Regions from separate parts of the Homo sapiens genome. Here region 2 is linked to region 1. The links are chromatin loops, found by intact Hi-C in ENCODE. Cell type or tissue: CD14-positive monocyte. All regions are shown on one strand. Each heading gives the region's core, and the rest is flanking DNA. Links, peaks and the distances in the headings are about the cores only.

What was found. Peaks named below come from ENCODE experiments on the same cell type or tissue, not always from the same donor. Only the 100,000 strongest peaks of a DNase experiment are listed, where the experiment ranks them.
Region 2: a loop joins it to region 1, with 1.8 times the contacts of the local background. A loop is called at or near these places in 11 of 110 quality-filtered maps.

Annotation. Positions count from the first base shown.
Region 1 is chrX:23,835,873-23,851,892 of GRCh38, reverse strand. It overlaps APOO (apolipoprotein O), which reads left to right. Exons shown (of 9, transcript NM_024122.5): 8 at 11,516-11,580. The coding sequence ends at 11,551. It also overlaps the pseudogene RPL9P7. Among named protein-coding and RNA genes, the nearest start is that of SAT1, 61 kb to the right of the region's middle. In CD14-positive monocyte, for the core only: no CTCF peak of the experiment used is centred there; DNase peaks (open chromatin) are centred at 6,982, 7,312 and 8,232; H3K4me3 peaks cover 2,071 bases; H3K27ac peaks cover 3,484 bases.
Region 2 is chrX:23,788,454-23,804,473 of GRCh38, reverse strand. No RefSeq gene overlaps it. Among named protein-coding and RNA genes, the nearest start is that of SAT1, 13 kb to the right of the region's middle. In CD14-positive monocyte, for the core only: no CTCF peak of the experiment used is centred there; no DNase peak of the experiment used is centred there.

The DNA of each region.
Region 1 (16,020 bases), core at 3,115-11,114:
AGGAATGATGGCACAATTCTTAACGGTATTATTTCCCATGGGGGTATATTACTCTGAAATATCCCAAACAGGTCTGTGGCATTTTGCTGCTCTGCCACATCCCTTTTCCCTCTTACGAAATGATTCTAAATGTTTGTGCTGAGTCTTCTACCAATAAAGTAGTGTTTCAGTCTGTCATCATTGGTTACTTAAGAGGAATTTATCTGCTTCAGTTAAAATGAACTTTTTGTCAGAACTATGAAGCAAAGATAGGTGTGTCCAGAAATATTGTCATCTTGGTACAGTCTAGGGCTTTCTTTTAAGTTACAAGAATATATAACATATGTATAGTTTAAAATCCAACACTATAATGACCATGTACATACCAACCAATTATCTACCTTTAAAACTAGGAAATTACCGTGGGGCGCGGTGGCTCACGCCTGTAATCCCAGCACTGTGGGAGGCCGAGGCAGGTGGATGACGAGGTCAGGAGTTCAAGACCAGCCTGGCCAAGATGGTGAAAACCCGTCTCTACTAAAAATACCAAAAAATTAGCCAGGCATGGTGGCAGGTGCCTGTAATCCCAGCTACTCGGGAGGCTGAGGCAGAGAATTGCTTGAACCTGGGAGGTGGAGGTTACAGTGAGCCAAGATCGCGCCACTGCACTCCAGCCTGCGCGACAGAACAAGACTCCATCTCAAAAAAAAAAAAGGAAATTACCGATGCCTTTCAAGTCTTCCATGGGTCCCCTCACCCCCAAGTCTCCCCAGAGGGAACCATTATCTGGAATTTTATTTCATTCCCTTGTTTTTCTTTAAACTTTTCTTCCAGTTTAACCATATATGTCTGTATTCTGAAATACTATTGTTGAGCCTGCCTGTTTTTGCCTTTATAAAAATATACCAAATTTAAGTCTAAATATACATATTATATATATATAAGTTTATCTAGATGAGTCTTACTACATATTATTTTGCAACTTGTTTTGTTCCCTTAACATTTTGTTTATGGGTTATGTATGGCAGTAGTGTATTCATCTTCACTGCTGTAGACTATTTTCTTTGTGTTGTTGTTGTTGTTTTAATAGACGGAGTCTCACTCTGTTGCTCAGGCTGGAGTGTAGTGGTGCAGTCATGACTCACTGCAACTTCCGCCTGCTGGGTTCAAGCAATTCTCCTGCCTCAGCCTCCAGAGTAGCTAGGACTACAGGCATGCGCCACCATCCCTGGCTAATTTTTGTATTTTTAGTAGAGACAGGGTTTCACCATGTTGGTCAGGCTGGTCTCAAACTCCTGACCTCAGGTGATCCGCCCTCCTCAGCCTCCCAAAGTGTTGGGATTACAGGCATGAGCCACTGCGCCTGGTCATATTTTCTTTATGGGAAAATACCCATGTTGGTGGCTCCTTGGGTGGGTTTCAGTATATTACTATTACAACACAGCATGGCTTCATAATTTGTGAAGAATTTTTCTAGACCAGGGTTCCTGATTCATAGGGTCTGCATATCTTCAGTTTTACTAGATGATGCCAAGTAATTGTTACCATTTTTGCCAGTGTGATGGCTTTAAAAGAGTTTTTCATCATGGAGTATATGTGTATGTGGCTTTACTTTATTTCCCAATTTTCATTTTGAGAAAATTTCAAAACTACAGATCAGGTGCAGGACTAGTACAATGAATATACCCTTCACTTAGATTCACTAACATTTGCTGCATTTGCATAATCTATCTTTTCACCTATGCATGGTGTTCATACACACGAGTATATTTTATTTTCCTGAACCATTTGAGAATTAATTGTAGATATCATTGCATTTTCCATCTGTATCTAATTCAGCATGTATTTCCAAAGAACGTGGACATTCATTTATATGATCACAATACCGTTATTGTACTCAGGAAAGTTGGCATTTCATTATTTACACAAATGTTATCTAATATATAGCCCATGTTCAAATTTCCCTAGTTGCCCCAATAATGTACTTGCCTTAAACAACTTTTGATTTTTTTTTTTTTTTTCGAGATGGAGTGTTACTCTGTCGCCCAGGCTGGAGTGCAGTGGCGTGATGTTGGCTCACTGCAACCTCTGCCTTCTGGGTTCAAGCAATTTTCCTGCCTCAGCCTCGCGAGTAGCTGGGACTGCAGGCGCACGCCACCGCCCCCGCCTAATTTTTGTATTTTTAGTAGAGATGGGGTTTCACCATATTGGACAAGCTGGTCTCAAACTCCTGACCTCAGGCAGTCCACCTGCCTCGGCCTCCCAAAGTGCTGAGATTACAGGTGTGAGCCACCATGCCCGAACTTTTTTTTTTTTTTTTTTTTTTTTTTAAGTCTCTCTTAATCTACAGGCTCCCCTTCCATCTTTTGGAGTTGACTTCCTTACAGTTTATCTGTTAAAACAGTCTGGCACATTTCACCTATAGAGTTTCCAACGGTTTGGGTTTTGCTGATTACACATTTATGCTATAGTTTAACGTGTTCTCTGTACTCCCTGCACATTGGCAGCTGGATGCACGGGCTACTTGAACCAGATCCTGTTTGATCCTTTTGGCAATGCTCTAGATCCACGTAGGCACATAAGTCTGGTTTTTGCTTTGTTTTTATTGGTTTTAGCAGCTGTAGATGCTCAATGCCTAGACCCATTGAATCTTTGGGGGATAGAAATGGTGATATTGGCCGGGCGCAGTGGCTCACACCTGTAATCCCAACACTTTGGGAGGCCGAGGAGGGTAGATCACTTGAGATCAGGAGTTCGAAACCTGCCTGGCCAACATGGTGAAACCCCAGCTCTACTAAAAATACAAAAAAATTAGCCACACATGGTCAGGAGATTGAGACCATCCTGGCTAAGACGGTGAAACCCTGTCTCTACTAAAAATACAAAAAAATTAGCCAGGCGTGGTGGCAGGCGCCTGTAGTCCCAGCTACTCAGGAGGCTGAGGCAGGAGAATGGCGTGAACCCAGGAGGCGGAGCTTGCAGTGAGCTGAGATCCTACCACTGCACTCCAGCCTGGGCGACAGAGTGAGACTCCATCTCAAAAAAAAAAAAAAAAAAAAAATCAGCCGCGCATGGTGGCACGTGCCTGTAGTCCCAGCTACTCAGGAGACTCAGTCAGGAGAATTGCTTGAAGCTGCAAGGCAGAGGTTGCAGTGAGCCAAGATCATGCCACCTCACTCCAGCCTGGTTGACAGAACAAGACTCTGTCTCAAAAAAAAAAAAAAAGAAAAGAAAATGGTGATATTTTGCTTCTATTGTTTCATTTTCTCAAATTAGCTGAAATATTTTGATAAAGAACCCCTTCTCTTATCTACTAGTTACCCAGTTATAGTTTATATAGGAAAAACAAGATAATTACTTGATTTTTTTCTCTTATTTATCCAGTTTCAAAATAATGAATTCATTCCCTTTCCTCAGAAGATCACCTGTTAGTTTTTCTTTAAAAATAATGGCCAGGCACGGTGGCTCACGCCTGTAATCCCAGCACTTTGGCAGGCCGAGGCGGGTGGATCACCTGAGGTCAGGAGTTCGAGACCAGCCTGGCCAACAGGGTGAAACCCCGTCTCTACTAAAAATAAAAAATTAGCCAGGTGTGGTGGCACGCGCCTGTAGTCCCAGCTACTCAGGAGGCTGAGACTGGAGAATCACCTGAACCTGGGCGGTAGAGGTTGCAGTGAGCCATGATCGCGTCACTGCACTCCAGCCTGGGCGACAGAGTGAGATTTTGTCTCAAAAAAATAGGGCCAGACGCGGTGGCTCATGCCTGTAATCTCAGCACTTTGGGGGGCTGAAGTGGGCGGATCACGAGGTCAGGAGATCGAGACCATCCTAGCTAACATGGTGAAACCCCGTCTCTACTAAAAATACAAAAAAATTGGGCGTGGTGGCACATGCCTGTAGTTCCAGCTACTCGGGAAGCTGAGGCAGGAGAATCGCTTGAACCCAGGAGGCGGAGGTTGCAGTGAGCCAAGATCCCGCCGTTGTACTCCAGCCTGGGCAACAAGAGTGAAACTCCATCTCAAAAAAATAATATAAATAAATAAATATATATATATATTTATATAGAGATGGATATATATGTGTGTGTGTGTGTATATATATATATATATAATTATAGGCTGGGCACAATGGCTCACACCTGTAATCCCAGCACTTTGGGAGGCTGAGACAGGAGGATCACTTGAGTCTAGGAGTTTGAGGCTGCAGTGAGCGCTGTGTTCGTACCACTCCACTCCAGCCTGGGTGACAGAGCGAGACCCTGTTTCTTTTCTTTTCTTTTCTTTTTTTTGAGATGGAGTCTCGCACTGTCGCCCAGGCTGGAGTGCAGTGGCATGATCTCGGCTCACTGCTAGCTCTGCCTCCCGGGTTCACACCATTCTCCTGCCTCAGCCTCCCGAGTAGCTGGGACTACAGGCACGCGTCACCACGCCCAGCTAATTTTTTGTATTTTTAATAGAGTCGGGGTTTCACCGTGTTAGCCAGGATGATCTCGATCTCCTGACCTCGTGATCCGCCCGCCTCGGCCTCCCAAAGTGCTGGGATTACAGGTGTGAGCCGCTGCGCCTGGCCAAGACCCTGTTTCTTAAAATAATAAATAAATTAAAAATCATTACGGGTTTATAGATTTAAACATATTTGATAGTTTTGAATGCTTTGTAATTCTTGGTCTTATTAAAGTTCAAACTGTCCCATTTTGCTAGTGGAAGTTGGCTCTGAGTCCTCTTGACATGACCCAAGTAGTCTGTGATAGTTACCTCACTATCTAGCATGTGAAGATGTTCCCAGAATTTCCCATCGTGGTTTTCATTTACATTGCCCTGATTGAGCATCTTTTCACAGGTTTATTGGCTTCTTCTTGAAATGCCTGTTCATGTCTTTTGGCCACTTTTTATATGGGTCATTTGTCCCTTATTGATTTATAAGGGTTCTTTATTTTTTTCCTAGATATTAATAGTTTTGGCCAGATGTTTGCAGATGTCTTTTCTCAATATGGCTTGTCTTTTCAGTTTTGGTGTCTTGATGATCAGAAGAAGTTCTTCATGTAGTTGATTTATTGACCTTTTCCATTATGGTTTTCACTCTTTGACTCTAGGAGCTTAATAAAAGCATGAAATATTTATTGATTGTCCATTGCTAATCCGAAACCCTTTCAGAATAGTCCTAACCCAAGGTCTCAGTATCAGAGATGAAGGCCAGTTGTGGGTGTCAGGAGGTCAGTTGTGGGTGTCAGTCCTCAGGGTCACAGATGGCTCTTTTAGAGTTGTCTTTTTTTTTTTTTTTTTTTTGAGATGGAGTCTTGCTCTGTAGCCCAGGCTGGAGTGCAGTGGTGCAGTGGTGCGATCGCGTTCACTGCAACCTCCACCTCCTGGGTTCAAGCAATTCTCCTACCTCAGGCTCCTGAGTAGCTGGGATTACAGGCGTGCGCCACCACGCCTGGCTAATTTTTGTATTTTTAGTAGAGACAGGGTTTCACCATCTTGGCCAGGCTGGTCCTGAACTCCTGACCTCAAGTGATCCACCCGCCTCAGCCTCCCAAAGTGCTGGGACTACAGGCGTGAGCCACTGCACCCGACTAGAGTTGTCTTTTTTTTTTTTTTTTTTTTGAGATGGAGTCTCGCTCTGTCGCCCAGGCTGGAGTGTAATGGTGCCATCTTGGTTCATTACAACCTCCGCCTTCTGGGTTCAAGCGATTCTTCCGCCTCAGCCTCCCAAGTAGCTGGGATTACAGTCATTCACTACTATGCCTGGCTAATTTTTTTTTTTGTATTTTTAGTAGAGACGGGGTTTCGCCATGTTGGCCAGGCTGGTCTCGAACTCCTGGCCTCAGGTGATCCCCCTGCCTCGGCCTCCCAAAGTGCTGGGATTACAGGCGTGAGCCACCGCACCCAGCTTAGAGTTGTCTTATAATTAGCTAAACACAGCAGTATGTCTCAGTAAATATCATATTTTAGTTTTTCACTAGCTTTTTTTTAATGCAACAAATTACTATCACAGAATTGTACAATGACTGCTGAAGGCCAACACTAATTATTTAAAAGGCAGGAAATTAATAAAGAAGCATAAACCTGTTACCAATGTGAAAACTGAGCAGAACTTCTAAAGCTGAGCTGTTAATAGTTTTATTCAGGCCCTTGCTGGCTCAGCAGGAAAATGAAAGGGAAGCAGCAGCCACCACCCTGAGTAAACATGCCCTGCTTTTTCTTCCTCCATTAGAAGTTCCTCGGCTCTCTAAACATGGCAAAGTTTGGCTGAAAGTAAGTCATGTAGTTTTAAAATGTTCATCTTTGAAGTAAGCTAATCACAGAAGGACAATTACTGCATGATTCTACTTGTATGAGGTATTTAAAATAGTCAAACTCATAGAGGCAGAGAATAGAATGGCGATTGCCAGGGATTGGGGGAGGGAGAGATAGGGAGTTGGTAATCAACAAAGTTTTAGTCAAGCAAAGAGAATAAGTTCTACAGACCCCTTGCACAACACTGTGCCTATAGATAACAGTACCGTATTGTACACTTAAAAATCTGCCAAGAGGGCAGATGTCATGTTAAGTATTCTTACCACTGTATTTTTTTTAAATGACAGCTTGATGGGTTTTCCATAAAGTTATGAGTTTGTGCTTTGTAATTTTTTGCTGTCTAAAATTCTAAGAACTACAGGTATTAGGAAATGATTTTGAAATGATTTTTTCTTTCTTTTTAAAAACACCATTATTTACCAAAATGAAAAGTTAGAAATCCTGAATAATGTCATCTCCTCTTTAGAAAGGAATGCACTCTTGGTATCAGTGGGCAGGATACAGCGTTGTCCAGTGGACTAAGAGGAGCGGGAGCACCAGACTCCTACCCCACCTCTGCCTCTTACTAGCCCTGAAACCTTGGGAAGTTACTCCAGCTCTGTGGGAACTGGCATAGTACCTCCTGGAGCTGTTTTGAGGATTAAATAAGGTTATCTCATGTGAGGAACATATGAAATGGCTGGACTCTAGCCACATGATAGTCATCAACCACCACTCATGTGATACTGCACATTTTCGCTTCTGCCTGAGAAGATAATGTCCACTGATAGAAAATGGAACCATACCCTGTAGTCAGGAATCCTTATGTCATTGTTTTAGTTTTCCATTGCTGCCAAAATAAATGACTGCAAATTTACAGGTTGAAAGTAGTGCAAATGATTATCTTAGTTCTGTGGGTCAGAAGTCCAATTCTAAATCAAGGTGTCAGCAGGGTTGCGTTCCTTTCTAGAGGCCCTAGGGGGGAATTTCTTTCCTGCTCATTTAGATTGTTGACAGAACTCAGTTCCTCGAGGCTGTAGGACCAAGGTCTGTTTTGCTGGCTGAGGGCTGTTTCCAGCTTCCTTCCTCTATTGTCGAAGCCTGCAGCAAGTCGTTTGCAGATCCCCCTTCTGACCTCTTCTTCTGCCTCCCTCTTAGACTGCAGGCACTCTTATGCTTGAATCAAGCCCACCCAGATAATCCAAGATCATCTCCCTATTTTAAGGGCAACTGATTAGTAAACTTAATTCCAATGCAACCTTAATTTCCCTTTGCTGTGTGAGGTAACAGTCACAGGTTCCAGAAATAGAAGACATCTTTGAGGGGCCATTATTCTGCCTACCTCATCAAGTGAACTAGAATTGTGTTGGGGTCTTTAACAGGTCATTTATCCTTACCTTTTATTTTCTTCATCCAAAAAATAAAGTGGCCTGCCATATAGGATAGATAATGTTTATTGAGCACTTACTTGCTGTGAGCTTGGCCCTTGGCGCTAAACTCTTTGCTCAGGAAGAGTCTTTGAGGTGGGTTCTATTATTATCCCCATTTATAAGTGAGGAAACTGCATTTTGGAGAAGTTAAGTAATTGTTGAAAATAATTCAACTGGTGAGGGAGTCAGACATTTCAGTAGGCTGCTGTACCTCAAAGGTTTGGCTGGCTGGCAATCAGCCTTCACATGGCAGGCATACTAATTAGAAATCAGTGTCTTGATTTTCTTAAAAAGTTTTGGTTTTGCTAGCAGAAATTGTCATTTGTGCCCAGGCACGGTGGCTCATGCTTGTAATCCCAGCACTTTGTAGGCCGAGGCAGGCAAATCACCTGTGGTCGGGAGCTTGAGACCAGCCTGGCCAACATGGTGAAACCCTGTCTTCACTAAAAATACAATAATTAGCTGGGTGTAGTAGTGGGCGCCTGTAATCCCAGCTACTCAGGAGGCTGAGGCAGGAGAATCGTTTGAACCCAGGAGGCAGAGGTTACGTGAGCTGAGATTGCGCCACTGCACTCCAGCCTGGGTGACAGAGGGAAACTCCGTCTCAAAAAAAAAAAAAAAAAAAAAAAGAAATTGTCATTTGTGTTCATGGACGTGGTAAGAAAATAAAAACTGAAATCAGATATGTATGAAAATGAGTTACAAAATATTCTAGATAAAACTTTCTCTGTCTGAAAATGCAAAAAAAAATGATTTCTGGCTTGTGCTAAATCACGAACTGTTTTTTGAAGTCAGAATGTTGTTTTGTCTGAGATCCTGGAGTTCTCTGCCAAGAGAGATCTGATTTGTGACAGGGTGGTGGATGGGCTCAATATTTTTTTAATGAGATATTGGACTGTGCTGTTTTGTTATACTATAAGTGATATGTAACCAAACAAGAAAATTTTCCTAGCAACAAAGTTGTTTTCCTGAATCAGAAGAATGCTTTTGTGTGCTCATTTTCTTATTGTCCAAAAGATAAAAAAGCTTGTGAATTTAGCATCTTATTTTTTTGAGATTGAGGTACTGGCGAGTATAGATAGTAGAATATATAAGAATATCATTGGAAGTATTTGGCAAGCAGTATGTTAATTCAGACCTAAACTGTATTTAAGTAGAGAACTAACTTGTTTTTTTGTTTGTTTGTTTTTGTTTGTTTTTGAGATGGAGTTTCACTCTTGTTGCCCAGGCTGGAGTGCAATGGCGTGATCTTGGCTCACTGCAACCTCCGCCTCCTGGGTTCAAGCGATTCTCCTGCTTCAGCCTCCCGAGCAGCTGGGATTACAGGCATGCGCCACCATGCCCTGCTAATTTTGTATTTTTAGTAGAGACGGGGTTTCTCCCTGTTGTTCAGGCTGGTCTCGAACTCCTGACCTCAGGTGATCCACCCACCTTGGCCTCCCAAAGTGCTGGGATTACAGGCGTGAGCCACCACGCCCTGCCGAGAACCACCTTGTTTTTATGCCAGACCCGATTGTTGGACATGATTATCTCACTGGCCCTTATAAGCCTTTTTTTCTCTCTTCTTGTTCTTCATTAGTCTGGTGAGGGACCCAGACATTTCAGTAGGCTGCTATACCTCAAAGGTTTGGCTGGCAATCAGCCTTCACATGGCAGTCATACTAATTAGAAATCAATGTTTTGATTTTTTTTTAAGTTTTAATTTTGCTAACAGAAATTGTTATTCGTGTTCATGGATGTGTTAAGAAAATAGAAACCCAAGCTTTTTTACATTCATCAGATCTCTAAGTTCTACCCCATTCCATTTGTTTGTTTGTTTTGAGACAGGGTCTCACTCTGTTGCCCAAACTGTAGTGCAGTTGTGCAGTCACAGCTTACTGCAGCCTCAACCTCCCTGGCTTAAGTGATCCTCCCACCTCAGCCTCCTGAGTAGGTGGGACCACAGGCATGTGTCATCCCACCTGGCTAATTTTTGTATTTTTTTTAGAGACAGGATTTCAGCATGTTGCCCAGGCTGATCTTGAACTCCTGGGCTCAAGTGATCCACCCGCCTCGGCCTCCTGAAGTGCTGGGATTACAGGTGTGAGCCACTGCCCCTGGCTTTCCATTTGTTTATGCAACAAATATTTGAATAGTGTGTGCTAGGAGGCCCTAGGGATATTGTGCCCTCATGAAGCTTACAGGTTAATGAAAGACTCAAACATGAAAGAAATAATTACACAATCAGGAAGTACATGAGTGCTATGAAAGGGAATAGAAGGTTCTGCTAAATTGAAGGACAGGGTACAAAGAAAGCCTTGATGTAAAGGATGAATAACATTTAGCTAGGCAAAAATTGGGATTGTCTGGTCTCGGTCAGTGGGGTATATTTTGCAAAGGTCTTGTCCCAGTAGGGAGTTTGTCAATTTCGAGCAACAGCAAAAAGGCCTCTGGGTTGTAGGTGGGTGTGTGTTCACATATGGGTATGTGTGTTCGCTTGTGTGCATGCATGTGAGGAGGCAGGGTGGGGAGTGGCTCTGGAGGAGGAGAAGGGCACAGATTCTCAGTCCTGTAGCACTCTTGTTCAGAGCATCAAGTAGACCTGAGAATTGTATGTTGATCATTGGTCCGCCAAGCAGTTCGTATGGCCTTGTTTCCCAGAACTCCATCATCAAGTGGATGTGGTGACCATATACTTTATCATCAAAACCAGGATACTCTTTTTTTTTTTTTTTTTTTTTTTAAACTTCTTTTTCTATGTTGCCCAAGCTGGTCTTGAATTCCCAGGCTCAATGGATCCTCCCGCCTCGGCCTCCCAAAGTGCTGGGATTACAGGCGTGAACCAACATGCCCGGCAAACCAGGATACTCTTGAGAGTGAAAGGGGACACTATTAATTATGTTGGGACAACGGGTATAAAACAGTACTTATAGACCAGTTCTCAGCCACTCCAGGGAGCCCCAAAGTTGCCTAGAAACCATGCTCTGAAATGACAGGGTTAGTCACGTGCTCCTGCTTTCTCACCTTTTCCTCTTCCTTCATCCATGAATAACTCTGAAAGAGGGGCACCAGGAGAAACTGCTCCAAGTCTATACAACAGAATCTTAGCCCCCATGGCCCGCCCAGCTGCAGCCTCCTGTTTTTCAGACTGCCATCTGATCTCTGACTATTAATGTGTTTTCAGAATTAAAGTCTAAAAAACGTATAGAAAAGAAAGTAAGGCCTTAAAAGTTTAGCACGTGAACTTTTCCCACTAGAAGCTTTTCCTACACTGCTTCTTATGGATTACATGGCCTAATTATATGTTCCCGGAGGGCCACTGGGCAGAATGGGTGTGGTCTAACTTCTTTCAGAGTAAACATGTTTTGTGGATTGGCCCCTATGGTGGATAATGGTGAATAATGCATGGAGTAAATACCTACAGGAAGCCTTCCCATAGGTGTAAAACCTTTATTTCAGGAAATAAAAGGAAGATATATTGATTTTTTAATTAGAATCAACTGTTTGGCTGAATCTGCATAATGAGGATTAATGGAGCTTTATTTCCTGCTCTCTCTGCCCAAGTCACTCTACAGTAGGGCCCTCAGAGAGCCCTAGTAACTTCTTCAATTTACTGACAGATGGATCACTTTGCAGTAAAATAATATTTAATGGTCGGTAACTGCGAGAATGTGGGATCTCATTGTCCTCCTCAGCCTTTCTTCAACAACCCCCCAAGTCCTCAATAAAATGGTTTGACCCTGTCCCCCATAATAATTTTTAATGTTCATGTTCAGCCAAATACTCAGGACACTAAGGAGTTGCACTATTTCTTTTCAAACTGCATTCAAGCTCTTTCTTTTGTTTTAAAAGCCAGGAAATGTGAAGAATTCACCTGGAACTAAGTAGAAAACTCCATGCTCTGCCATCTTAATCAGGTAAAAAACAAGAAATTTCTGTGATTATTTTCAGCATTGTAGTGCCAGCTGAAATGACTTGTTTTTAATTAATTTAATTTAATTAATTATAACAGTTTCAATTTGATGTGAAAATATTTTATTCCATCTTTTAGTTTCTGGGCTTAAATGCTGTGACTTACTTATTTGTGTTTGTTCCACTAATGTTACCTGGGTTTTTTAGACAAGCTAGAACCAGACAGTTGGGATTTGTCTACAAATGTATTTCAAACAATTGAAAAGTGTCATTATTCCTTAGGTTTTTTTCAAACAACACTTTATTATAGTAAGTACACTTGTATTTATCTAATACTCAGTGAACACTGGAATGCATGACTGTTACAGAGAGGCTCAAAACACTAGTTATATTGTTTGTGTATATATGAAAAATTGTATAATAGCACTTGTGATTTCCTGGTAATTAGAAGACTGTAATTGAATTTGGAAGCAACCTAGATATTCAACTACAGGAAAATGGCTTAATTATGGTATATCTATAAAGAAGAATATTATTATTCTGTTTCTACAGTATTTAATTGCATGGGAACGTGTGCACAATTATTGTTAAATGAAAAAAAGGTAGTGTGATATGTTTATAGAGGGGATGAAGCCAGGAGATACGACAGAAAGTGTGTATCTTTCAGTGGCATGATGATTTTTATATTTTTTTCTTCTTTATAACTTTCTGTATTTAAAAAATTTTCTGCAATGAGTATGCATTTTATAATCAGAAAATTTTTTGAAAATTGGTGTTACATTTATTGTAAATCATGGCCCTTACTTAAAATTTATGAAAACCCTGAGTTTGAAGGGTCTTTTTTCCTCAAGCTTTCTTTATATTTTTGGAGACCCAAAGAGTCACATAAACTGAGAATTTGAGAGTGGTTATCTGGCCCAACCCCCAGCCTCAAGCAGACTCCCCTGAAACCCTGTATGTTCCTTCTTTTACACCAGCACTGATGGGAAACTCACCCTATGGGGCAGCCATCCTGGGACAATTCTGAGTTTTTGGAAGCTGTTTCCTCTGCTAAGCAAAAATATGTCTCCTTAGTGGTCACAGAAAACAAATCCAGTTCCTCTTTCACAGCATAGCTGTTCATACAGTAACCCAACATCAGTATGTTCTCAGATACAAACTATTACCCGGGGAGCTTGGTAAAAGGCAAAGGGCACCCCAGAATCAGTATCTCTGGTGAATGGGGCCAGATATGCATGGGATGTGCCATTAGAAGGATGACTGGAGGGTGAGCAGCCACAGAGTGACACATGTCCTCTAGAGACTTGACTTTTAATATGGTTATATTTCTCTCTTTTTTTAAATCCCTGTCAGCCAGAATGGATATATTTCTGTACAGGGACAATGAAAAAGACATAGAATAAAGGGAAATTAGGTAAATATCCATTTCAATTTTCAAAGATACTCTGCACCAGAGTTCAGCTTGCTGAAATACACAACCTTGACTTCATTCTTTATTGTTTTTAGATCTTTATTGGAGGAGGTGTAGCTTTTAATTATAAAAGTGATTCGTGTTGGTTGTAAAAAATGTTTTTAGCTAACTGTTTTAAAAGCTTGTCTTGGCCGGGTGTGGTGGCTCACGCCTGTAATCCCAGCACTTTGGGAGGCCAAGGTGGGCAGATCACGAGGTCGAGAGATCGAGACCACCCTGGCCAACATGGTGAAAGCCCGTCTCTACTAAAAATACAAAAAAAAAAAGCCAGGCATGGTGGTAGTTGCCTGTAATCCCAGCTACTTGGGAGGCTGAGGCAGGAGAATCGCTTGAACCCAGGAGGCGGAGGTTGCAGTGAGCCGAGATCGTGCCATTGCACTCTAGCCTGGGCAAAAAGAGTGAAACTCTGTCTCAAAAACAAAACAAAAAAGCTTGTCTTATCCTTTATTCTTTTCTTTTTCTTTCTTTCTTTTTTTTTTTTTTTTTTTTGAGATAGAGTTTCACTCTTGTTGCCCAGGCTGGAGTGCAGTGGAGCAATCTTGCTCACTGCAGCCTCTGAGGCCTCCCGGGTTCAAGTCATTCTCCTGCCTCAGCCTCCCAAGTAGCTGGGATTACAGGCATGCACCACCATGCCCAGCTAATTTTGTATTTTTTAGTAGAGACAGGGTTTTAGCATATTGGTCAGGCTGGTCTCGAACTCCTGACCTCAGGTGATCCACCTGCCTCAGCCTCCCAAAGTACTGGGATTACAGGTGTGAGCCACCACATCTGGCCCCTTTATTCTTTTTTCCAGAGGTAATTTTTGTTAATAGTTTGGTATATCATTCCAGACTTTTAAATATAGATAGATAGATAGATAGATAGATAGATAGATAGATAGATAGATAGGCCGGGTGCAGTGGCTCACACCTGTACTCCTAGCACTTTGGGAGGCTGAGGTAGGTGGATTATATGAGTCTGGCAGTTCGAGAACAGCCTGGGCAATATGGCGAAACCCTGTCTCTACAAAAAATTAAAAAAATTAGCTGAGTGTGATGACGAACACCTGTAGTCCCAGTTACTTGGAGGCTGAGGTGGGAGGATCTCCTGAGCCTGGGAGAAAGAGGTTGCAGTGAGCCATGATCACTCCACTGCACTCCAACCTGGGCAACAGAGTGATACCCTGTCTCAAAAACAAATATATATATTTATTTATATTTAAAATTTATTTATAAATTAAATAAATTTATTTATACATTTATAATATATTCATGCATACATGCATGTTTTTGGTTTTTTGACAAAATGGGATCATATTCCACATATTGTTTTACAAGTTCACAGAAAACTTTCTTTTTACTGTTATTTATCTGGGGGGATGGGATCTTGCTGTGTTACCCAGGCTGGACTTCAACTCCTGGGTTTAGGTGATCCTCCCACTTCACCCTTCTGAGTAGCTGCACAGAAAACTTACTGAAGGCATATAATTGTAATTATATTATCATACATAAAGAAATTAGGCTTTCTTTGCTGCGTCTACTGCGAGAATGAAGACTATTCTCAGCAATCAGACTGTCGACATTCCAGAAAATGTCGACATTACTCTGAAGGGACGCACAGTTATCGTGAAGGGCCCCAGAGGAACCCTGCGGAGGGACTTCAATCACATCAATGTAGAACTCAGCCTTCTTGGAAAGAAAAAAAAGAGGCTCCGGGTTGACAAATGGTGGGGTAACAGAAAGGAACTGGCTACCGTTCGGACTATTTGTAGTCATGTACAGAACATGATCAAGGGTGTTACACTGGGCTTCCGTTACAAGATGAGGTCTGTGTATGCTCACTTCCCCATCAACGTTGTTATCCAGGAGAATGGGTCTCTTGTTGAAATCCGAAATTTTTTGGGTGAAAAATACATCCGCAGGGTTCGGATGAGACCAGGTGTTGCTTGTTCAGTATCTCAAGCCCAGAAAGATGAATTAATCCTTGAAGGAAATGACATTGAGCTTGTTTCAAATTCAGCGGCTTTGATTCAGCAAGCCACAACAGTTAAAAACAAGGATATCAGGAAATTTTTGGATGGTATCTATGTCTCTGAAAAAGGAACTGTTCAGCAGGCTGATGAATAAGATCTAAGAGTTACCTGGCTACAGAAAGAAGATGCCAGATGACACTTAAGACCTACTTGTGATATTTAAATGATGCAATAAAAGACCTATTGATTTGGGGAAAAAAAAAAAAAAAAGAAATTAGGCTGGGGCTGGGCGTGGTGGCTCACGCCTGTGGTCCCAGCACTTTGGGAAGCTGAGGTGGGCGGATCATGAGGTTAGGAGTTTGAGACTAGCCTGGCCAATATGGTGAAACCCTGTCTCTACTAAAAATACAAAAATTAGCCAGACATGGTGGCGTGCGCCTGTAGTCCCAGCTACTCGGGAGGCCGAGGCAGGGGAATCGCTTGAACCCGAAAGGCGGAGGTTGCAGTGAGCCGAGATCACGCCACTGCACTCCAGCCTGGGTGACAGAGTGAGACTCTGTCTCAAAAAAAAAAGAAAAAAGAAAAAAAGGAAATTAAGGCCGGGCATGGTGGCTCATGCCTGTAGTTCAAACTACTCAGGAGGCTGAGGCAGGAGAATTGCTTGAACCCGGGAGGTAGAGGTTGCAGTGAGCCAAGATCGTGCCACTGCACACTCCCAGCCTGGGCAACAGAGAGAGACTCCGTCTCAAAGAAAGAAAGAAATTGCACTAATTCCTTAACATCATCTAATATCCAGTTCAATGTACACATTTTCCTGGTTGTTTCATGAATAACTTTTTACAGTTGGTTCGTTTGAACCAGGATCCAAACAAGATCTGCCTGTTGTGTTTGACTGATAGGTCTCTTAGAACTGTAATAGTTTCCGCTCCCTCATTGTCCCTTGCTATTTATCTGTTGAAAAACCTGGCTTATTTGTCCTTTAGAATTCCTGTTTTCTACAAGGATTGAGCTGGGAGGGGAAAA
Region 2 (16,020 bases), core at 5,270-13,269, 50 kb after region 1:
GCTTTTGTATTAGGTTGAACAAAGAGAGGCAGTTGTGGAAAAGTAACTAAATTATGTGGGGAGTTTGTTAAAGGAAGGTAAGAATTAGTTTCACAAAGTATGTTTGTACAGGATTCTCAGAGCTGTGACTCCCCGGGGAAGAATGTTACTTTTTTCCTGGTACAGGGAGGGCATGTTCACATGGGAGTTTCTCTCTCCTGTTTGCAGGAAGCAAAGGGGAGATTAGAATGCCCTTCTTGTATCTGCTGTTTTTCAAGTGCCTTTAGCTTGAAGTAATCCTTACGTCATGGTGGCATATTTTGGCATAGAGTATTCTGCCACCCTTCAGCTGCATTTTGTAGCAGGCGCACCCTCAAGGCAAGGAAGATGACAGCCAACAGTCCCAGGCTACAGCCTCCAGCTTGCGAACTATTGCGAAATAGTGTTAGCCATGAAATCCTGGCTTGGCCCAGTTTGCCCAGCCCTGAGCCAACTCTTTGGGATGGTCTTGGAGAGGGGCAGGGCATCATGACTGATCATTGTACCAGGTAACCATGCAAGCAGTAGAGGAGTTCTCCAAACGAATGAAAGGAAATGGGGGCACTTTGGGAGGCCGAGGCGGGTGGATCACCTGACGTCAGGAGTTCCTGGCCAACATGGTGAAACCGTCTCTACTAAAAATACAAAAAATTAGCCGGGCATGGTGGCGGGTGCCTGTAATCTCAGCTACTCAGAAGGCTGAGGCAGGAGCTTCACTTGAACCCAAGAGATGGAGGTTGCAGTAAGCTGAGATGTCGGCACTGCACTCCAGCCTGGGCAACAGCAGTGAGACTCCATCTCAAAAAAAAAAAAAAAAAAAAAAAGTTTAATATGTTGCTCATTTCTCAGCCCTTGCTGTTCAGCACATTTTCCCCACAGGTTCTGACAACTCTGTTTTTTTTCCTGCTCGCTTTCCTTGTCCTACTTGCAAATCATGTGATTCTACTTTTCAGTGCTTTCTCTTTCTCTTCATCTTCCTTATCCTTTGGACTCTTCATTAGGGCTTGTTTTGGACTTTTTCTAAAACAAAGCACTAATAATGAAAACCTTTCCTAAAAGTTGTTAGGGTACTGTATGCAATGTATACTGGGATAATTGGGCCTGTTACCCTAGGAACCACCCCAGACTGCCCCCTAAGAGTATAGGTGGGAGTGTACAGATTGTGATGATGATATGATTCTGTTTTATAAAATGAAAGAAGTTAGACATGAATCCAACAGCATCAGCCACAACAGCTTCAAAAAGAAGTCTTCCATATAAATAATTCATATTAAAAGATTTTTTTTTCAGTTAGAATAAATAATCCCCTTCTAAACCTTTAAATCATCCAGAAAACATATTTGATGTTTCTGTCCCCAAGTATATACGTGTGTTTTATTTTTTATTTTATTTTATTTTTTGAGACGGACTCTCGCTCTGTCACCCAGGCTGGAGTGCAGTGGCATGATTTTGGCTCACTGCTACTTCTGCCTCCTGGGCTCAAGTGATTCCCCTGCCTCAGCCTCCCAAGTAAGTGGGATTACAAGTATGTGCCACCATGCCTGGCTAATTTTTATATTTTTAGTAGAGATGGGGTTTTACCATGTTGGCCGGACTGGTCTCAAACTCCTGGCCTCAAGTGATCCGCCTGCCTTGGCCTCCCAAAGTGCTGGGATTACACGTGTGAGCCACCGCACCCAGCCTATATGTGAGTTTTATATTCTTTGTTTATTTTCAGTACTCAAATAGTAAAGGCAAAGGTTTATCTGAGTTCTGATGATAGCTTCCTTAACAGGAAATGAAACTGCCAATGTTCCACAAAGCAGACAAAGTACCTAATTTGTTGAAAAAAATCATGCTGAATCACCAGAATAAAACTGTCTTAAGCGTAATCAACTGAACATTTGTGTGTAACTATTTTTAAAATTAACTTGCCTTCAAAATTAAATGGCTCTATAGACAGTCATGTAATGGTGTGATCCACAATTTAAAATGTATTTTTAGAATTTCCGACTTACGTGCTGATTAGAAAACCTGCAAGTCACAATCATTTGACATTCTGGAATAGGGCAGTTGGAGTTGGAAGTGGGAAGAAAAGTCACTGGAAAATTTTAAGAACAAAGTAATGTTAGGCCATATATACTACTTTTTATTTCTGTATAGTCTGAATTGTTTGTGAACTGCTTTTACTTTAACACGATTAGAAAATTGCATAGCTTTACACACTGTCAAAGGTTTTTGGAGGGCTTGTTTTTATTTATATTTATATTTATATTTATTTATTTATTTATTTTTGTAGAGACAGGGTCCCACTGTGTTGTGCAGGCTGGTCTTGAACTCCTGGCCTCAAGCAATCCTCCTGCTTTGACCACCCAAAGTGCTGGGATTACTGGCGTGAGCCACTGAGCCTAGCCTTGTTTTGTTTTTTAATTTTATTTATTTTTATTTTTATTTTTGAGATGGTGTCTCGCTCTGTCGCCCAGGCTGGAGCACAGTGGCACGATCTCGGCTCACTGCAACCTCCACCTCTCGGGTTCAAGCGATTCTTCTGCCTCAGCCTCCCGAGTAGCTGGGACTACACGTGTGCGCCACCATGCCCAGCTAATTTTTGTATTTTTAGTAGAGACGAGGCTTCACCATATTGGCCAGGCTGGTCTCGAACTCTTGACCTCGTGATCCGCCTGCCTCAGCCTCCCAAAGTGCTGGGATTAGAGGCATGAGCCACCACGCCCAGCTTGTTTTGTTTTTTTAAGTAACTACTTTGTTAGTTGATTATTTGGTTTACCTCACAGTCTTCCAAATTACTTTTTAGTTTTATTGGTTTTTAAAATTTTAAATTGAGACGGGGTCTTGCCATGTTGCCAAAGCTGGTCTCGAACTCCTGGGCTCAAGCGATCCTCCCACCTTGGCCACCCAAAGTGCTGGGATTACAGGCATGCGCTGCTGCACCTGGCCTACTTTTTATTTTTATTTTCATTTATTTATTTAGTTTTTTTAAAGACAGGGTCTTGCTCTGTCACCCAGGTTGGAGTGCAGTGGGGCAACAATAGTAGCCTCAAACTCCTGGGTGCAAGGAATCTTCCTGCCTCAGCCTCCCAAGTAGCTAGGACTACAGGCATGTGCCACCATGCCCAGCTATTTTCTTAATTTTTTGTAGAGACAGAGTCTTACTATGTTGCCCAGACTAGTCTCAAATTCCTGGCCTCAAGCAGCCCTCTCACCTTGACCTCCCAAAGTGCTAGGATTACAGGGAAGAGCCGCTGCACCCAGCCCCAAATTACTTTTTAGAATATATGCTTTATCACTTTGCTCACTTTACACACATGAGAAACACTTTTTACTAGAGAAACACACTTTTCTACTAGAGAAACTGGAAAGCAAAATACTAGAATTCCCAGACTCCCTTACAGCTAAGGGTTGCCAGGTGACACATTGCAGCCAATGAAATGTAGGTGGAAGTGCTTGGAGATGGCTTTCTTCAGAATTTAAAAAACAAAAAAAGGCCAAGCAGTATGAGGAAAGGCTGTGATTTTTTTTACCTGCTGCCTTCCGCCATTTCCCTGTGTAGAATGGACACATTGCAGGAAGCGACATTGAGCTGAGAGCTGAGGGGTCGGGCACGGTGGTTCACACCTGTAATCCCAGCGCTTTGGGAGGCGGAGGCGGGAGGATCACCTGAGGTCTGGAGTTCGAGACCAGCCTGGCCAACATGGTGAAACCCCCGTCTCTACTAAAAATACAAAAAATTAGCTGGGTGTGGTGGCAGGCACCTGTAATCCCAGCTATTTGGGAGGCTGAGGCGGGAGAATCGCTTGAACCCAGGAGGCGGAGGTTGCAGTGAGCCGAGATCACACCACTGCACTCCAGCCTGGGTGACAGAGTGAAACTCCGTCTCAAAAAAAAAAAAAAAAGGTGCAAAGAATGTGATTTCTGGTGTACTATACATTATGCACATGGCTTACATCTATTTTTTTCTTTTTTTGAGACAGTCTTGCTCTGTCGCCCAGGCTGGAGTGCAGTGGCATGATCTCGGCTCACTGCAACCTCTGCCTCCTGGGTTCAAGCGATTCTGCTGCCTCAGCTTCCTGAGTAGCTGGGATTACAGGTGCCCCCCCCCCCACCACGCCCTGGTAATTTAAATCTATTTTTATTGCTTCAGAATCTTGGCACAGCTCATTTAGCTTGTTCGGTTAATGGAAAGTGCCTGTTCTATAACTTAATGACAAAGCCATTCCTTACTATCAAACCAATCAGCCAAATCAGACTAACTTGTAAACGATTGTGCAGACCAGACATGGTGGGTCATGCCTGTAATCTTAGCACTTTGGGAGCCTAGGTGGGCAGATAGCTTGAGGCCAGGGGTTCAAGACCAGCCATGAGCAAGATGGCGAAACCCCGTCTCTACAAAAAAAAAAAAAATTAGAATAAAAATATTAGCCAGGCATGGCGGCGTGCACCTGTAGTGCCAGCTACTCGGGAGACTAAAGTGGAGGATCACTTGAGCCTGGAAGGTTGAGGCTGCAGTGAGCCATGATCTCGCCACTGCACTCCAGCCTGAGTGACAGAGTGAGACCCTGTCTCAAAAAAAAAAAAAAAAGCAATTTGTCATCTGGATTAAACAGCTGCCATTTTTTTTTCTTTTCTTTTTCTTTCTTCTTTTTTTTTTTTTTAACCAAAGCTCTCTTTTTTCAGGTCTTGAGAAAGCAAATTGTCCCAAACTTAATCTGGAAGAGAACTTTTAGGGCTGAGGTAGTTTACAGTCTGTTCCGGGACGTAATCAGCAATCCTGATGTAATGTTTGAGTAATCTTTTTCTGGAAAGTTATGGTTTCCCCCCAGCTGCCTGGCTGCTGAGACTCTGTAACCCATAGTTCATTGTATCACTTTTATCTCTACCAAGAAAGCAGTCTTCAAACTGACTTGCTGAGGAGCTTCTTTCTTTGTGAAACTTGAAATAAAACCCCAGTACATGCTCCTACCTAAGTAATCTGAGAAGGGGTCTCAACTCTCTGGGAACTCTTCCCTTGAGAGCTGTACATTCCTGAATTATTCTTTGGTTTGGTGCCCAGAGGTTTTTACACCTTGGGGGTAGCACCCTCTGCTAAGATTCAGGGTAGGTTAGGGGTACACCTTTCTTTAGTAAGGTGGGAGAAGGGCATTCATTTATTTATTTTAGGGACAGGGGTTTCACTGTGTTGCCCAGGCTGGTCTCAAACTCCTGGGCTCAAGCAATCCACCCACCTCCTCCTCCCAAAGTGTTAAGAGTACAGCCGAGGCCAGGCACGGTGGCTCACCCCTATAATCCCAGCAGTTTGGGAGGCCAAGGCAGGTGGATCACCTGAGGTCAGGAGTTCGAGACCAGCCTGGCCAACATGGTGAAACCTCATCTCTACCAAAAATACAAAAATCAGCAGGTGGTGGTGGCAAGCACCTGTAATCCCAGCTACTCAGGAGGCTGAGGTAGGAGAATCACTTGAACCTGGGAAGTGAAGGTTGTAGTGAGTCGAGATTGCACCACTGCACTCCAGGCTGGGCAACAGAGCGGGACTCTGTCTCAAAAATAAATAAATAAAAAGAGTGCAGCTGTGAACCACCCCATCTTGCCAGGAAGGGCATTTATGAAAGAGGAGAGAGGCAAGAGGAGCCAAGTGTGACCTCCTATTATTATTATTTTAATTTTTTTTCTTTTTTAGAGACAAGCTCTCACTCTATTGCCCAGGCTGGTCTCAAACTCCTGGGTTCAAGGGATCCTCCCGCCTTGGCCTCCCCAAGTGCTGGGATTACAGGTATAAGCCACTGCGCCCAGCCCAAGTGTGACCTCTTAACCTCAGGAGCATTTTCAGGTAGACCATTTCTGGAAAGAGTATATATAGAAGTTGAGGTTTGGAACCCAAGTTCCTTAAAACTCAGTACCTTGGAATCCTCTTGTATACCTCAAGCAACAAATGTTTCCCAGTTTGATGGCCCTAAACTAGATGTCTCTCTCCTATATGCTTGGGGCAGAGGCTTATATAAATGACCTAGAGAGTAACTTATCAGAGATGATGTCAAGTGATTATTCTGAAGGCCCTTGGAGCAGCATCCTTCTACATCTTTTCTAATTTCCCCAAAGTCCGCTCTTCTCAGTTCCAGAGAGATCATATGGTGCCCATTAAAAATAGTCTTTAGAGACTGGGCGCGGTGGCTCATGCCTGTAATCCCAGCACTTTGGGAGGCCGAGGGGTGGGGGCGTGGATCACCTCAGGTCGGGAGTTCGAGACCAGCCTGGCCAACATGGAGAAACCCCGTCTTTACTAAAAATAGAAAATTAGCCAGGTGTGGTGGCGCATGCCTGTAATCCCAGCTACTTGGGAGGCTGAGGCAGGAGAATCGCTTGAACCCAGGAGGCGGAGGTTGCGGTGCGCTGAGATTGCGCCACTGCACTCCAGCCTGGGCAACAAGAGCGAAATGCCATCTCAAAAAAAAAAAAAAAAAAGAAAAGTCTCTAGAAGGCAGGCCTTGATTGAGTAGACTTGAAAGAAACAAGCTGTTCTGAATCTGTCCCCTAGGGGTTGGAGCATAAGAAACCTAAGGGTTTGTTTTCAAAGGTAATTCTAGAAAAGTTATCATCTGAATCAAGACTTGTGTATATTTCATTAGAAGAAAGGCATATTCTTTAAAAGAATACTTTTGGTTTTGGCTTTTATCACTTGCAAATGTCAACTTTAAATTCTCACTTCTTCTCTTGGTCCAAATGTTATGGAAATGTCATTCTTTCCTACAAGTCATTACCAGGAAATACTTAGGTCTTAAAAGGTACCTTGGGCTTTTCCCCACTGAGTTGTAGTTAGAAAGAATAATAAACATCATGAAATTCAAACCTAGGACAATATACCCGGAAAAATACTAACACAATAACCTGGGCTGCAAAACTTGTTTAGCAAGTTTCAACTGGAGGTTAATTAAAATCGGCTTGGAAACCTCTTAAAATACAGACTGGCATGTAAACCACACACACGCAGCACCACCTAGATTCTTCCCTCAGGAGCTTTCTCCTCTCCACTTCCCTGGATTTCTGTGGGAACGTTTCCCCAGAATTCCATCCGGTCTGGCGGAGACCATGGTGCCCCTGAGCATAACACAAGCCTTTTTCTCCCATCTCAGGGGAGGACCAAGAGGACGGTGGATAGACAGGCCCCTCCTTCGCAGTTCTAACAAACAGTACCCCGACATTCAGCTCCTTAAGCCTTTGAGCCCTTTTGGAAAGTGGGGTGGTATTGGAGTGGGGGGGTCAGGGCGAATGGAGGATTGAAAGAATTTCCCCCAGTGTTACATGTTTTTGGCCAGGCACAGTGGCTCATGCCTGTAATCCCAGCACCTTGGGAGGCTGAGGCAGGTGGATCACTTGAGGCCAGGAGTTTGAGACCATCCTGGCCAACATGGTGAGACTTAGACTTCATCTTTACAAAAATTAGTCAGGTGTGGTAGCATGTGCCTGTAATCCCAGCTACTCCAGAGGCTGAGGTGGGAGGATCACTTGAGCCTGGGAGCTCAAGGCTGCAGTAACCTGTGATTGTGCCACTGCACTCTAGCCTGGGCGACAGAACAAGACCCTGTCTCAAAAAAAAAGAAAAAAAAAACAGAGGAGTTTAAGTGACAGTGTTCTGGACAGGACAAGAGAGCGTGAAGAGGTCAAAGGCAGAACAGGAGAAGGTAGAAATGCCGCCTGACATTGGACTTGCCCGTAAGAGGCTATTGAACTGGCCAAACATTCTCAGACCTTAGCTGTGTATTTCTTCCGAAGTTCCTCAGGTTACCGCTATTATTCCTTTTGTCTGGGCTTGTTTGGAATGATTGTCAGCTAACACTCCGTTGGTGGATAAGCATCTGTGAGATGTGCAGGAAACAAGGCCGAGTATAATTATAACATAATTCTATAACAACATTGCCCAAGACTGCCTCAGTACTATATGCCAGAGTACATCATGACTATCTTGCTGACAGGCATTTGGATGGCGATTAGTGTTGGATCCCGTCTGGGAATCAGGCTTGAAGCCAGAGAAACTGGAAAATGATTTTTGTCTTTTAACTCCTTGGAGGCCTGTGTGGAAAATTCAGGAGAGCACATTTTTGTTTCTAGCAACAGAACTCAAACGTAATTTGGCCAGGCATGGTGGCTCATGCCTGTAATCCCAGCATTTTGGGAGGCCAAGGCAGGTTGGGTCACTTGAGGCCAGGAGTTCGAGACCAGCCTGACCAACATGGAGAAACCCCATCTCTACTAAAAATACAAAATTAGCCGGGCGAGGTGGTGCATGCCTGTAATCCCAGCTACTCCGGAGGCTGAGGCAGGAGAATGGCTTGAACCCGGGAGGCGGAGGTTGCCATGAGCCGAGATTGCGCCATTGCACTCCAGCCTGGGCAACAAGAGCGAAACTCCGTCTCAAACACTTGCCTTGCCTCAAATCTGCTGTGGAGGCCAAGGGAAATCTTTCCCTTCGCCTTCTGACGGTTCACTGGAATATCAACTGACAAAAGGCAGATTAGTAGAAGAAATGGCATACAAATTTATCAATGTTCACGGAGGGAAATCACAGAGTGATTACTGCAACCCATCCTCCAGGGGGTACAGAGGTTTATATACCATCTTGAGGTTACAGAAAGAATGGGGCTTGGTAGCTGGGTGTGGTGGCGGGCACCTGTAATCCCAGCTACTCGGGAGACTGAGGCAGGAGAATCGCTTGAACCTGGGAGGTGGAGGCTGCAGTGAGCCGAGATCACGCCACTGCACTCCAGCCTGGCGACAGAGCTAGACTCCGTCTCAAAATAAAATTAATAAATAAAAATAAAAGAATGGGGCTTGGATCCTGGCAAAACAGGTTGGAGGAGAAGTCCTCTTCTAACCTGTTTAGGGGGAGAAGAGGAGGCCTGGCTAGCAAAGTGGGTCTTGTTATGTAGATCAAACCTCACAAGTGGTAGCCCTTTTTCAGGCCTCCAAAGGCCTCCAAAGGCGTCAGACTCTCAGTCAATCTTTCCTAGATCCGGACAAGGGAGGGCCTCCGAGAAAGCAGGGCTGCATCAATGCGGATTTTCTCTACACATACAAAGCTCCACAAAAGGCAGCTTTGCAGCTATTCTCGTATTTCCAGCCCTTCTGAATAGCCATCTTGAAATACGTCAAAGAAGTATGTTTTGGGGTGAAACATGTTGGCTTCCTTCACTGGTCTTTTGTGGAAGTGTCGAATTTTCTTGCAGAGCTGGCAGAGACGTGTTGAGACAGGGAACAGTGGACAGGAAGACTGCATTCTCCCTGTTCCTCGACACCGAATCTAAGCACAGGCAAGACCTTTTCCAGGTTTCAAAGAAACAGTCTTAGCCCTAAAGCACCACCAGTGTTTAATGAGGAAACACTACCATGAATGGTTAGTGAGACTAGACCATGAGTTGTAGTTCGTGAGGTATATGTGCAACCCGGCTACCCAGTTCAGATCTCAATCCTGTTGCCTCCTGGTTGTATGACATAAAATAAATTGATTTGTGCTGGGCATGGTGGCTCACGCCCTTAATCCCAGCACTTTGGGAGGCCGAGGCCAGTGGATCACTTGAGCCCAGGAGTTTAAGACCAGCCTGGGCAACATGGCAAGACCCGTCTCTGCCAAAAAAATACAAAAATTAGCCAGGAGTTTGGTGGCATGCACTTGTGGTTTCAGCTACTCAGGAGACTAAGGTGAGAAGATTAATTGAGCCTGGGAGGTTGAGGCTGCAGTGAGCTGCGATCACACCACTGCATTGCAGCCTGGGTGAGAGAACAAGACCCTGTCTCAATAAAATAAAATGCAATAAAATAAGATGGGCCTGATCCAGTGGTGTGCTGCAACCTGCTCCTTCTGGCTTGGGAGAACCTATTGTTAAATATTCAGGAATTTTGTCAGCCAGTTGCTAAAACCTTTGGTACACCCTTAGCGGATGTATTCACACCATGGAAATCAGCCAGTTCTACAAATCAAGGATACCCCACCTCCAGCTGACTTACTAGCATACCACTGGAATACCCTACAATATTGTTATGGGCATTCATGAAATAAAACCACAATGTCTGGCACATAGTAGATGCTCAGTGTAGTGTTACTATAAATATGTCACATAGAATATATTAATAATGTATATCTGCCAGGCACAGTGGCTCACGCCTGTAATCCCAGCACTTTGGGAGGCCGAGGTGGGTGGATCACCTGAGGTCAGGAGTTTGAGACCAGTCTGGCCAACATGGCGAAACCCTGTCTTTACTAAAAATACAAAAAAAGTAGTTAGGCATGGTGGCACATGTCTGTAATCCCAGCTACTCAGGAGGCTGAGACAGGAGAATCGCTTGAACCCAGGAGGCAGAGGTTACAGTGAGCCGAGATCACGCCATTGCACTCCATCCTGGGTGACAGAGTGAGACTCTGTCTCAAAAAAAAAAAAAAAAAAAAAAATCCCAGCACTTTGGGAGGCTGAGGCGGGCACATCACGAGGTCAGGAGATCGAGACCATCCTGGCTAACACAGTGAAACCCCATCCCTACTAAAACTACAAAACATTAGCCGGGTGTGGTGGCGGGCGCATGTAGTCCCAGCTACTTGGGAGGCTGAGGCAGGAGAATGGCGTGAACCCGGGAGGTGGAGCTTGCAGTGAGCCGAGATCGCGCCACTGCACTCCAGCCTGGGCGACAGAGTGAGACTCCGTCTCAAAAAATAAAAAATAAATTAAAAAAAAGATGAAGTTTGTTTTTATTCTCATAAATGAAGAAAAGCCAGAATCTAATTCAATTTCCTCTGACTCCAAGTCAAGTGTTCACCAGACCCAAACTGCCTCTGGACCACGTCTCTGCAAACAGATTTGTTGTTGTGGATGTAGCTGTTTTGAAGCCATTTTTATTGTTGCTGTTGTTATTGATTCACTGGATAAAAGAAAGCAGTATAAACAAACACTGAGGTGGAAGAAGACAGTGTTGGCCCACAGCTGGTGGAACACTTCCTCAGGAAAGCCTGGAGTGAATGCCGCCACTCTCAAGCCCCACTTTTAAAAGGATCTCCCTGCTGTGCCTGTGTTATTATCAAAACAGAGAACTGTGAACACCACCTGCTCCCAATAAATGTTGTTTCCCCTGGGAACCGCTGAAGCTCAGAATTACCTAGCCATTGATGTCAGGTCTGGGGGAGGAAATGTACTAGATGAGCCTGGGACAACTTAAAAGGGAAGAAGTTAACAAAGGCTTCTGGGGTCGAGTCCAAAGGACTCAATTCTGGAGCCAACTTGAAGAAGCTTTCACTGGACAATTAGGGAAATCTGAGCTTCAATAAGAAAAAAATGGCAAGTAATTAAGACACAGGAAATGCTAAGAGTCCTTGAGTTAATAATGATACTTCAGGCTGGGCGCGGTGGCTCATGCCTGGAATCCCAGCACTTTGGGAGGCTGAGGCGAGAGAATTGCTTGAGCTCAGGAGTCCAAGACCAGCATAGGCAACTTGGTGAAACCCCATCTGTATATTATTTTAAAACATAATAATGCTACTTGAAAGGAAAAAAGCCTAATTGGAAGATGCTGGGGGGCACTAAATTCATTCTTTTGAAAACTAGTAAATAAAAGGGAGTAATTAAGCATTTATTCTGCCTCTTCTGGGTGAACTGTGTACCTCAAGGTAACAAAATGTAAGATGGGGGAAAGTTATCTTATTTTAATAATAATAATTATTTTTTATAGAGACGGGGTCTCATTATGTTGCTCAGGCCGGTCTTGAACTCCTGGGCTCAAATGACCCTCCCACCTCGGCCTCCCAAAGTGCTAGGATTACAGGTGTGAGCCACAGCACCTGGGTGGAAGTTCTCTTTATAGAAGTATTCTAGGTGATAAATAAAGAAGGAATGATAGAATGTCACCATTTTGCAAGTCCTAATGAATCAGCAGACCTGAGTATTGCTATTAACAACGGCTAGCAGCACAGAGAAGACCAGGCATTATTTGCTTCTTGAGGGGAAAAACATCACCTATGAAATATTCTTGCCCAAAACTCAAACTTGAATCTGATCAAGTCTTATCTCTAATGCCTTTGGCACTTTTTTTTTAACCTAACAAAAGCAGGCAGTATTGTATACTGGTCATAGCAGGATTTTTCAAACTTGAGTAACACAGACTCCTTTTAAAAGAAAAAGAATTATCCGGCCGGGCACGGTGGCTCACGCCTGTAATCCCAGCACTTTGGGAGGCTGAGGCGGGCAGATTGCCTGAGGTCAGGAGTTTGAGACTAGTCTGGCCAACATGGTGAAACCCCATCTCTACTAAAAATACAAAAAAATTAGCCAGGCGTGGTGGCGTATGCCTGTAATCCCAGCTACTCGGGAGGCTGAGGCAGGGGAATCGCTTGAACCAGGGAGTTGGAGGTTGCAGTGAGCGGAGATCGCACCACTGCACTCCAGCCTGGGCGACAGAGCAAGACTCTGTCTCAAAAAAATAGAAAAAAAAAAAATTCTCACAGACCCTCAGTGGTGTTTGAAATTATTTTTATTACTATAATTATACACTAGATGTGAATATTTTGTGTTTACTGCTCCTCTATAACTGTAAAACCAGTATCCATTTATAAATATAATACAAACAAAATTACCAAACTAATAACATTCACATGAACAATGCTGATTTAATGCGATGGAAGATGTTTTTCTGTAATGAAGTTGCTGCTTGCAAAGGAACATGGTACTGACTGCTTGGGTGGATATTCTTTGATTTCAGCACTGTATGGAGTGAGATGACAATTCTGCCTTGTTTTCCAAAAACTTTTGAGAAGGTTCGTCTTTAGGCACTGTGATATGACTTCACTTGGTTTTGCTTGGCAAGAGCCAAGGTGAACAGCATAAACACAAACTGAAATGGTTGTACTAACAATTGTGACTAAGATTCAGTTATAAGCTGCAAGCTGCTTATCCAGATATCAGTGGGTCTCAACCCTGACATCACTTTTTTTTTTTTTTTTTTTTGGAGACAGAGTCTCACTCTGTTGCCCAGGCTGGGAGTGCGTGGTGTGATCTCGGCTCACTGCAAATTCCACCTCCCAGGTTCAAGCGATTCTCATGTCTCAGCCTCCCAAGTAGCTGGGTTTACAGGTGCATGCCACCACGCCTGGCTAATTTTTGTATTTTTTGTAGAGGCAGGATTTCACCATGTTGGCCAGGCTGGTCTTGAACTCCCAACCTCAAGTGATCTATCTGTCTCGGCCTCCCAAAGTGCTGGGATGACAGGCGTGAGCTGCTGCACTGGGCCCCTGGCATCACTTTGGTATATGCATAAAAACAGAAGTAAATTAGAAATCTCTTGGGCCGGGCGCGGTGGCTCATGCCTGTAATCTCAGCACTTTGGGAGGCCGAGACGGGCGGATCACGAGGTCAGGAGATCAAGACCATCCTGGCTAACACGGTGAAACCTCGTCTCTACTAAAAATACAAAAAATTAGCCAGGTGTGGTGGTGGGCGCCTGTAGTCCCAGCTACTCGGGAGGCTGAGGCAGGAGAATGGCGTGAACCCGGGAGGCGGAGCTTGCAGTGAGCCAAGATCACGCCACTACACTCCAGCCTGGGGGACAGAGTGAGACTCCATCTCAAAAAAAAAAAAAAAAGAAATCTCTCTCAGGATGGGGCATTAGTATTTTTACAGTGCTTTCTAGGCCATTCTAATGTGTAGCCCATACTGAGAATCACTGCTTTTGATTATCCAGAAAATGCTTATACTGATTATTCTTTGCAGTAGAATCACACAGAAACACCATATTCAATCATTCTTATAGAAACTGTGAGGTCCTGTGAGACTATGGCAGGAAGCCCCAGGGGTTTGAGAAATTGGTTTGGAGCTTGATTCCCAGGTCTAGTTGTGTGGCCTTGGGCAACTTAACTTCTCTTAGGTTTAGTTTCTCATTGTAAAAAGAAACTTATAATTGTACCAATCTCATACAGTCGTTGTGAGAATTAGATGAGATAATAATGTATACAAAGTGCTAAACTGAAAGCCTGGTTCCTGATTAGTGCTTAATAAATGTTAGCTCTTATCACTAGTTTTTTTCTTTTTCTTTTTTTTTTTTTTTTTTGAGACGTAATCTTGCCCTGTCGCTCAGGCTGGAATGCAGTGGCGTGATCGCGGCTCACTGCAACCTCCACCTCCCGGGTTCACGTGAGCCGAGATCGCGCCACTGCACTCCAGCCTGAGCAACAAAAGCGAAACTCTGTCTCAAAACAAACAAACAAACAAACAAACATGGCACCAGTCAAGGAAATAGAATTCTAGGAGCAGACATGGTCACCTGCAGACTCAGAGGAAGGCCATGGCTGTCACAGTCAGTGAGGAAGTTGCTTCACTCCTAGCAGGAGAAGGTGGCTGGTTTCCCAGGGCCTGGCAGTTCCATCAGTTGCTGGTGAGCAGCCACCTGCTTCAGTGAACCGTGATGAGCATCATCCATTCTAGGCCCTGCTGGGTCCCCAGTGGAAAGGAGACTCACAGGAAGGGGTAGAGTGGGTCGAAGGCATTAATAAATCATTAGGTTTCTTCTGAATTGCTTCTTCAGCATTTCTGTAAAAAAGACTCTACTTTCTTTCCCTAGAAAGACTACTGTGTGGAATCTAAGCGGTTGATGATCTTGGACTCTGGTTTTCCATGTTTATCATTGTTTGTTGTTTCTTTTCAGATAATTTCCCCGTAACATGTTTTCTTACTTGCCTGGTGACTTCAAACTTTATAGATTTGCTTTATAGTTCAGTTTTTAAAGAGGTCTCTTTGTAATTGAGTTGAGCTAGTAGTGGGCTAATGCTGTGGTGTTTCAGCTTCTTCTTTTTTTTTTTTTTTTTGAGACAGAGTCTCACACTGTTGCCCAGGCTGGAGTGCAATGGTGCAATCTCTGCTAACTGCAACCTCCACCTCCTGGGTTCAAGTGATTCTCCTGCCTCAGCCTCCTGAGTAGCTGGGATTACAGGGGCCTGCCACCACCCCGGGCTAATTTTTTGTATTTTTAGTAGAGACAGGGTTTCACTATATTGGCCATGCTGGTCTCGAACTCCTGACCTCGTGATCTGCCCGCCTTGGCCTCCCAAAGTGTTGGGATTACAGGCGTGAGCCACTGCTCCCAGTTGGCGTTTCAGCTTCTAAATTTTACAGCTGGCTGGGCGCAGGCTCATGCCTGTAATCCCAGCTCTTTGGGAGGCTGAGGGGGGAGGATCATTTGAGGCCAGGAGTTGGAGACCAGCCTGGGTGATGTAGCAAGACCTCATCTCTACAAAAAATTAAAAAAAAAAAAAAGAAAAGCTGGGCGTGGTGGTGCGTTCCTGTGGTCTAGCTACTTGGGATGCTGAGGTGGGAGGATTGCTGGAGCCCAGAAGGTCGAGGTTGCAGTAAATTGTGATTGCACCACTGCACTCCAGCCTGGGCAATGGAGTGAGAACCTGTCTCAAGAAAAAAAAAAAAAAGAAAACAACTAAAAACAAATAAAAATTAAAATAAATAAAATTTACACTTAAGGGGCTTCTTTAAAGTGGATACAAAACTTCATAAAAGCCTTCATCTTCACAACACTGGGCCTTTAAGGCTAAGTTCTAAGAAAGATGAGGAAACAAAGAGTTATATTGTAACTTGGTGGTTAATTTAATTTATTCCTATATTTAACCACAGTCAGCATGTAGTTGTTTTCCTCTAAGAGGCTCACTTTCCAAAACACAATTTGCAAAATATCTTACTTCTCCACAAGGCTCTTTGTGTTTAGTTACCCTTTCATTTTTGCCAGAGTTTCTCTTATGTAGTTACTTGCCTGCCTAATAGGGCCCCTGGTTGATCATTGACTCTGTAAGCCCATTTTCATGGCATGCTCTCTGAGCCACCAATAAATCCCAAAGCCCTCCTGTATTAAATATAATACAGGGCTACATTTTTATATGTGGCTGCCTTCTAATCTAGGAAGCCATAACAGACACTGATACAAAGGCTTGCAGGACAACATTACCTTTGACTGAGGAGCTCAGTACTGATTTGCTGG